Linked DNA regions of Homo sapiens: regions 2 and 3 are each linked to region 1. A link is a loop called in an ENCODE intact Hi-C map of the cell type or tissue named here. Cell type or tissue: GM12878. All regions are shown on one strand.

Region 1 (2,500 bases):
CGTGAACCCGGGAGGCGGAGCTTGCAGTGAGCCAAGATCGCGCCACTGCACTCCAGCTTGGGCGACAGAGCGAGACTCTGTCCCCAAAAAAAAAAAAAAAAAAGTCAGTGCTGCCAAATGATGGCTGTGTGAGCCCTGTGTGTGGGTCTGAGTAGGCAGTCAAATATACAGAGCTGCTGCTCAGGGGAGGCTGGGGCTGCAGATATGTAGAATATAGATAATAGCTGAGAGATGAAAGTAGCCCCGATAACCCAGAGATTCCAGGCAGGTAGAAAACAGAATATAAGAAAAGAGGCAAAAAGAGCAGAGTGAGAGGCAGGCAGAAGAGGAGCTAGAACTGAGGACCAAGGTTTGTAGGTGCAAAATTGGGAAAACTAGGCAGCTCAGAAGTCAGGAGAGAAAAATACATCAAGAAGGGAGTGGCCAACAGGGCATGTATGCAGAAGAGATGAAGGTGATAAAAGTTTCATTTGATTTAGGCCCTTTGAGAATGTAGCCAGGAAGAAAATAGGATTATTGAAGAGTGGTAACACAAATAATGGTTTTGACAAGATGCCAAAACAAAAAGCAGGAAACAAAAACCAGGTGAAAATTTGGCTCTTCCAGAAATAAAAATGGTGCTAATAATAATAGCTTACTTCTAGCTTTAAAGAGTGGAGAAACTAGGGTAAAAAGTGATAATCCAAAAAGTAAGAATCTAGAAAAAGGATCTATGGATTAAAATGGAAGAACTCCTGTTCCTGCTATGGTGAAGAAATACACAACTTCAAAAAGACTGCCACTATAAAATACCAAGAAATGCTGATTAAGTATAAAAAATATAATTTTATAATGTGCAGGTAATCTCCCCAAAAACTAAGGGAAATCCTTGTAGACCAAAAAAGAAAGAAGGAACAGGAAGCCTCAGAGGTCATTAAGAACTGAAATAGCATCTGCTGACTCATAACTTAGACTTTTAACTTTGAAACAATTTGATCTCACAAAATGAGGGGAACTGGAACTGAGACCCCTACATAATGTGAGGACCTTCTAAGTACTATGCCCTTAATATAAGTCTACCTACAAACATTGTGGTCTACCCTTAAATGAGAAATGAACTTAAAGTGGTCCTTCAGTCACTCCAGAGCTAATAAAGGCTAATGCAAACTCTCTATAGATAGACTTACTCTAACAGAGGCCTTAAAGGATTTCCACAAAAAAAGTACCAGTGAAACATGAACTCACAATACAAATTTCAAAACACATATGGAAACTAATCACCATTAGCAAGTCAGCCAAAGCAACACACATTTAGACTGCTAAGGATGACACTGGAATTACTAAATACAGAATGTAAACTAAGTGTGCTTAAATTAAAAGACTAGAATAAAAAAAGTAAGCATAAAACAAGATACTGATTTTAAAAGACCAGATTGATTTGAAAAAGAACAAAAATACAACTTCACTTAAAATGTGAAAGATGTTATCACTGAAATTAAAACTTTAAATAGGTAGGTTAAATAGCCAAGTAGTCTCAGCTGAAGAGAAACTATGAAATTGATGAAGGCCCTGAAATTACCCAGAATATCACTTACACATAGAAAACAAGAAGGTGATATTAAAAGACATGTACCCATAAAATAAAAAGTTTTATATCAGAATTTGAAAGAGGGGAGAGAAAATATTCAAATATATAATGGATGAGAATTTTAAAAAAATTGACAAATGACATGAATTCTCAGATTCAAGAGTCATAATAAATTCCAAGTAAGTTAAAATTAAAAATTCCATACCTGCTGGGCATGGTGGCTCACGCCTGTAATCCCAGCACTTTGGGAGGCCAAGACAGGCGGATCACCTGAGGTCAGGAGTTTGAGACCAGCCTGACCAACATGGAGAAACCCCGTCTCTACTAAAAGTACAAAATCAGCCAGGCATGGTGGCACATGCCTGTAATCTCAGCTACTTGGGAGGCTGAGGCAGGAGAATCGCTTGAACCTGGGAGGCAGGATTGTGGTGAGCCAAGATCGCGCCATTGCACTCCAGCCTGGGCAACAAGAGCGAAACTCCATCTCAAAAAAAAAAAAAAATCCATACTTAAGCATCTCATAGTGAACTGAAACACACCAAAGACAATCTAAAAAGCAGCCATAGAGAAATGGCAGGTTATATACAAAGTTATCAGCAATTATACTAAAGCAAAATTATAGACAGCAATAATGGGAGCAGATACTAAGAGAAAATAACTGTCAACGAGCCACACTATCATTCAAGAACTATGGTAAAATAAAGACATTTTCAAGTGAACAGAAACTAAAAGTTTTAACTGTCAACAGACATCTGTGATAGGAACTTCCAAAATATTTCTTCAGGAAGAATAAGAATTCCAGAGGGGACATCTGAGTAAAAAAGTAGTATAAAAAATACTAAAAACATACGATTTGTGATGTTAAAAAATTTTAAATACTGGGTACCATAACTTCTAAAATAAGAAAGAAGAGGTGATAGGCAAGAAAATTCT
Region 2 (2,500 bases), 170 kb before region 1:
CTTCTACTCAAAACCCATCCATAGCTTCCCACTGCCTACAAAATAAAGTCCTTTCTTACTTTAGTGTTCAAGGCCTTTTTTGAGAGGAAGGCCCTGTGTCCTTGTATCTAACTGTGTGTAAGTCTTTTTCTTGGCTTCTCTGATTTCTGTTGCTCTGATGCTTTTTTTCTTTTGATCTTTGGATGACTTCTCTAAAGAGTTCTCAAGCAGGTTCTGACAGGAAGTGGACCTACCTAAATGTGCCTGATGCTGACTCAGACACTGTGAGTTTTCAACCTTTCCTTTTTGTTCTTTCCAACCATACTTCACAAATTTCATGGTCTGGGAACTATGATTAAGCAATTTGTCCCACATTTATCTTTTTCCGACTTATATACAATTAACCAGAGGTTATCTTCTAAAAGATTGATGAGATGATCAGAAACCAAGTATTCCAATTCATTAAACATTGGAATCTGAACACCACTCAAAAGACACATGCTCTAAAATGATTAACTATCAACAAAACCTTTGAAGTAAACAACTATTTTAAATCACAGCCTTAGCTTGGTTAAGAGCATATAGTTTAGTTAGTAGTAAAATTGCCATAGGTGTCTTAGTTTCTCACAAGCCTCCGTATTTGTGGGTTCCTAAATTTCCTTCTATCCGTAGGGGCCCTCTGCTTACAGAGGATTTTCTTTGAAAATGTGGCTACAGAGATCTAGTATAGACACAAATCAGTGATATAAGGAGGTAATCAGGTATGGTGGGGTAGTCCTCAGACTAGAAACTTGGAGATCTTGCTTTATTTCTTGGCCATACCAACAATTTTTGTGAGCCAGAATTTTCTCATTTGTAACATGAGTAGGTTGGGGTTTATTCTTGAAACCTTTGATACTCAAAGCATTCTCTATGGACCAGCAACATTGCATCTCTCGGAACAGATACCCCAAAACTTTCTCAGTTCAAAAAGCCCCTAATGTCTCAGTAATTCTTTCCTGGCACTCCTACACTAAAAGTAGCACCTGACTAGTCCATTCATTAAGTAGTTAGAACCAAATAATGTAATAAGCAGTGTATCCTAACAACTTACTAGCCATTTGTAAAAAAATGCTACAAGTGAAAGAAATTGAAAGAAAAATAGTATTTTTATTTCATCCTTAAATAGCACCTATTACTTACCACTAATAGGATATGTGTGCCTATTGAGCACTACACAGTTACCAAATCTTGGAATCTGATTGGACATCACTACTTTCATTTCCCATTTCACATTGATTTTTATGCAATACTTGCTTTTTGTTGCAGCAACTGCCAAAAACTCAGCTTCAGACAAATAGGAGTTCATTGAAAAGAATAAAGTGTGGTTTAAAGTTGACACTGTGAATTACTAGTTAGTGGCTTACATGGTGTCTGATAGGTGTTGTTGTGTTTCCCTTGAGAATTTAAAATATTTCTGTGATTCCCCTGTGAGTTTGCTGTGGTGCTCTGTGGTACCTCGATACACAGTTTCGGAACTGCAGGCCTAGGAGTTTGTTAGAACAGCCAAATCTCAGACCTCACCCCAGACTGAGGAGATAAGCGTTTTCAGTTTAAAAAGGTATCTGGGTGCTGCTCAAAGCCACCTGCTAAACATGAAAATTCTGTTGCTTTGTTTTAGGAATAAGAAAGACAGATTAGGTCACTCACTGGCTTTCTTTAAGCTGTAATTTCCAAATAATTATGGAATTATTGGTCTGCTCTTGCCCGTGAAGAAGCTTAGAAGACATGTGACCACATCACCCACATCCTGTTCTTTGGTCAGTCTCTACTTCCAGAAATTGGTGGAACATAATGGCTTTTACCAAAAGCAAATTATGAAAAAGAAGACAGTCTAAGGTCCCTGTGTATTTACCATAGTCTTGACTTCCCAGTGGTTCACAGAAAAGTGGTTTTGAAACTATTGGGTCATCCACGAAAGACCTCCAGGTGGTCTTTTGTGACAGTTACTGAGATACATAGTTTTCATTTCTAGTGCCAAAGGATAATTTTATTACATTTACAGTAGTCACCTTTATCCACAGAGGATACATTCCACCTACCCCAGTGGATGCCTAAAACCTCGCGTAGTACCAAACCCTAGCCAAGAAACACCAAGGTCACATTTTCACTTAAAGAAAGCACTTTTGGCTTCTCTTTGACATATGTAAATTACTACCATCATTACTCTTACACTGTGGAGTCATTATTAAGTAAAATAAGAATGAGTTGAACACAAGCTCTGTGATAGCAGGACAGTCAATCTGATAACTGAGACAGCTAAGTGACTAATGGGCAAGTAGCATCTGCAGTGTGGCTCCTACAGTGTGTCCAACTGGACAAAGGGAGGCTTCACATCCAGGGTGGGATGGAGCAGTATGATGTGAGAGTTCATCATGCTACTTGTGAACCCCAAAACTCTGAGGCATGTCTCAGTTAATTTAGAAAGTTTATTTTGCCACGGTTGAGGACCGGCACCCCTGACACAGCCTCAGGAAGTCCT
Region 3 (2,500 bases), 490 kb before region 1:
TAAAGTATAACGTTTAATATATCGTAAGTGCCCAGTGAACATTTGCTAAATGAAGCCCATGCACTATAGCTTATTTTTGAGTTGGGTTCTCTATCACCCAGGCTGGAGTGCAGTGGTACGATCATAGCTCACTGCAGCCTGGAACTCCTGGGCTCAAGTGATCATCCCTCCTTGACTTCCATACATGTGGGGATTACAGGCATGAGTCACCTGCCTGGCGAGTTCCTTGTTTCTAAGGAGACACAATTCATTTTTATTCTCCCTACCCCCATTAGAATAGTTTCTATTTAGAGGAAGTAAAGCCTGAGAAACAGGCAATGTTTTCACCAAGATGGCCTGTTAAGAAATCTTGGTTAGTCTACAAGTCCAAATTTCACTGCCGGTGAGCACCATGTCCCATGAGCAGCACATGTTGTAATGCCAGCTTTTATGCCTCCTGTGACCCAGGAGGGAAGATCTGCATGAGAGTCTCTAAAGACAGGGATGAAATGAGACTGCCCTTCAAATCGCAGAGAAGCTTGGCTGTATAACTACATAGATCTTTATATAAAAGAATATGTTTTAAAACTATCAGCAAGCAACATTCTTTTATAGATCAAGCATGTACTTTCTTCTGGGATTCCTAACCTGAAATGTGAACTTTTCTAATAAAACTTCTTCTGTGATTGTGATTAAAATGAGTGAGTGTGCTGTAACTAATGTTGGAAATCATATAGCTGCCACTCATTGAAGCTTAATGGAATTCACCGCATGAAATCTGCACATCAAACCAGTAAAGTGGGAACAAAATTAAATGGAAGTGTTGGCATTCAAACCCAGGTCATTGTGTCCCCAGAGCCCATTCACTTTAAATCATGCTGCCAAAACTTCTTGAAATTGTGCTGTTGCAGTATTATGATCCTAGAAAGCCATTATATATATGAGTGTTTGAGCATGCCAAGTAACCTAGACTAGAAATGACAAGGATGTTATAAATACAAGGACTTAATAGTAGGACACTATATAAGCAAAATAACCACGAACTTGCATTCAGTTTCTAGAGGTCTCAATCATTGAAACTTTGCTTTGTAATCCTTCTGGTTACCTAGAGAAAGAAAGCCCCAGGGTTGCCCACCCCACCACTCCAGGAAAGGTAGGGGTAAAGGCTCTCAGACTGCTTTGTTGAGAAAAATGGAGAATGGGTGAAGCTCAGCACACAAAAATCTCTGAGGAAGCCTTAAAAACCCCCAACTTGCCATGCAGAAACTAATTTCTGTCTGGATGGCAGTCCTAGTCTTAAGATCAGAAAGAAACAGGAAGGTGAGAGGGTGAGGTTTTATCTGTTACCTTATATAGTCTGGGAGTCAGAGGCACTCAGTGTGCCTCTATCTTTAATCACGTGGTCTAGCACTAGTCTCTTGGGCTTTCTGTCTCATAGTTTTTTTTTTTAGTTGAAAAACAGGTCAACTAACACAAATGTAAGAAGGCATATGTTGGTCTAAAAGTATATTAATTGTTTAAGTCTGTCAATTAGTGAGTTGTCAGTCAATAAATATTTGTTGAGTGCCATTTATGTGCTAAGCACTGGGGACATGTGGTAAGTAAAGATTAAGTTATAGATAGGCCATGAGCTTAAGGAGCTTAGAGTGTTAACAGGAGAGACAGAGAATAAATATGGAACTTCCAAATTATAAACAGTGCTATGCAAATAAGGTAGTGTTATTCATATTTATCAGATATTCTACTGCCAGCAGGTGTGGATATTACTGTCAACTTACTTGCCTGAGTTCTGTAGATTCAAAGTTGGATTTTGTAATTTCTCCCAGTTGCGTATAAATATCTAAATCAGATACATTGATGGTGCGTGTGGTGAGATCAAGTGTACAAAAAGTAGAGCTTTTGAGTTTCTGTAAAGTGTTACACCCCATAAAATATGTACTTCTTTTTAGTTCCACTTCCCATTTTCTTGAAATATTTTTTTCTTACTCAGTTTCAATAGAGCATAGAAATCTGCTGAAGTGACTCAATAATCTCCCTTGCATTAGAATGGTAGTTTATTGAAATCGGGCAAGGCTTCCGGTGACAGTAACAGAGAAACTTCCCTTTAGAAGTCAATGGCAGAAAGTAAAGTAAGTTAGTAAGGAAGCTATGGGGCATGATGGCAACGTGGATAATTGGGAAGTGGCTGGCAATAATTTAGAAGTAACTCAAAGCATATAAATGCAATCTGCCTGATGATGGGGAACAAAAAATTATGGGCAGTCACAGACAGTAAAGTCCTTCCTTCCTATGCCACCAACCGGTTGTCTCGCCTCCTTTTTTAAGGAAGTGGTGAGGAGATGGTATTCTTAAAAGCCCAGTATCAGCATGACTTGTGGCTTCTTTTTGGATTTGTTTGCCATTCCTGTCCACACCAAAGAGGGTAGGTGGGAAAAATTAGGGATTTGTGCCCTGATGGTTGGACCCACTCCACTGATCCATTAGTTACTAGTAATCTCACTTTTTCCTTTCAATATAATAT

Evidence for each region. Hi-C counts contacts between places; a loop is a spot of excess contacts. Peaks named below come from ENCODE experiments on the same cell type or tissue, not always from the same donor. Only the 100,000 strongest peaks of a DNase experiment are listed, where the experiment ranks them.
Region 2: a loop joins it to region 1, with 2.1 times the contacts of the local background. A loop is called at or near these places in 1 of 110 quality-filtered maps.
Region 3: it touches region 1 in a loop (3-fold over the local background); 1 of 110 quality-filtered maps calls a loop at or near these places.

What each region holds. Positions count from the first base shown.
Region 1 is chrX:38,270,539-38,273,038 of GRCh38, forward strand. It overlaps a transcript of RPGR not described here. Among named protein-coding and RNA genes, the nearest start is that of SRPX, 51 kb to the left of the region's middle. In GM12878, no CTCF peak of the experiment used is centred here; a DNase peak (open chromatin) is centred at 1,003; H3K27ac peaks cover 1,567 bases.
Region 2 is chrX:38,102,829-38,105,328 of GRCh38, forward strand. The region is part of intron 10 of SYTL5 (synaptotagmin like 5); the gene reads left to right. Among named protein-coding and RNA genes, the nearest start is that of MIR548AJ2, 80 kb to the left of the region's middle. RefSeq lists a silencer at 1,355-1,524 and an enhancer at 1,635-1,704. In GM12878, no CTCF peak of the experiment used is centred here; DNase peaks (open chromatin) are centred at 843 and 1,453; H3K27ac peaks cover 2,047 bases.
Region 3 is chrX:37,785,489-37,787,988 of GRCh38, forward strand. All of the region lies in intron 3 of CYBB (cytochrome b-245 beta chain), which reads left to right. Among named protein-coding and RNA genes, the nearest start is that of CYBB, 6.7 kb to the left of the region's middle. In GM12878, no CTCF peak of the experiment used is centred here; DNase peaks (open chromatin) are centred at 1,300 and 2,057; H3K4me3 peaks cover 1,022 bases; H3K27ac peaks cover 2,500 bases.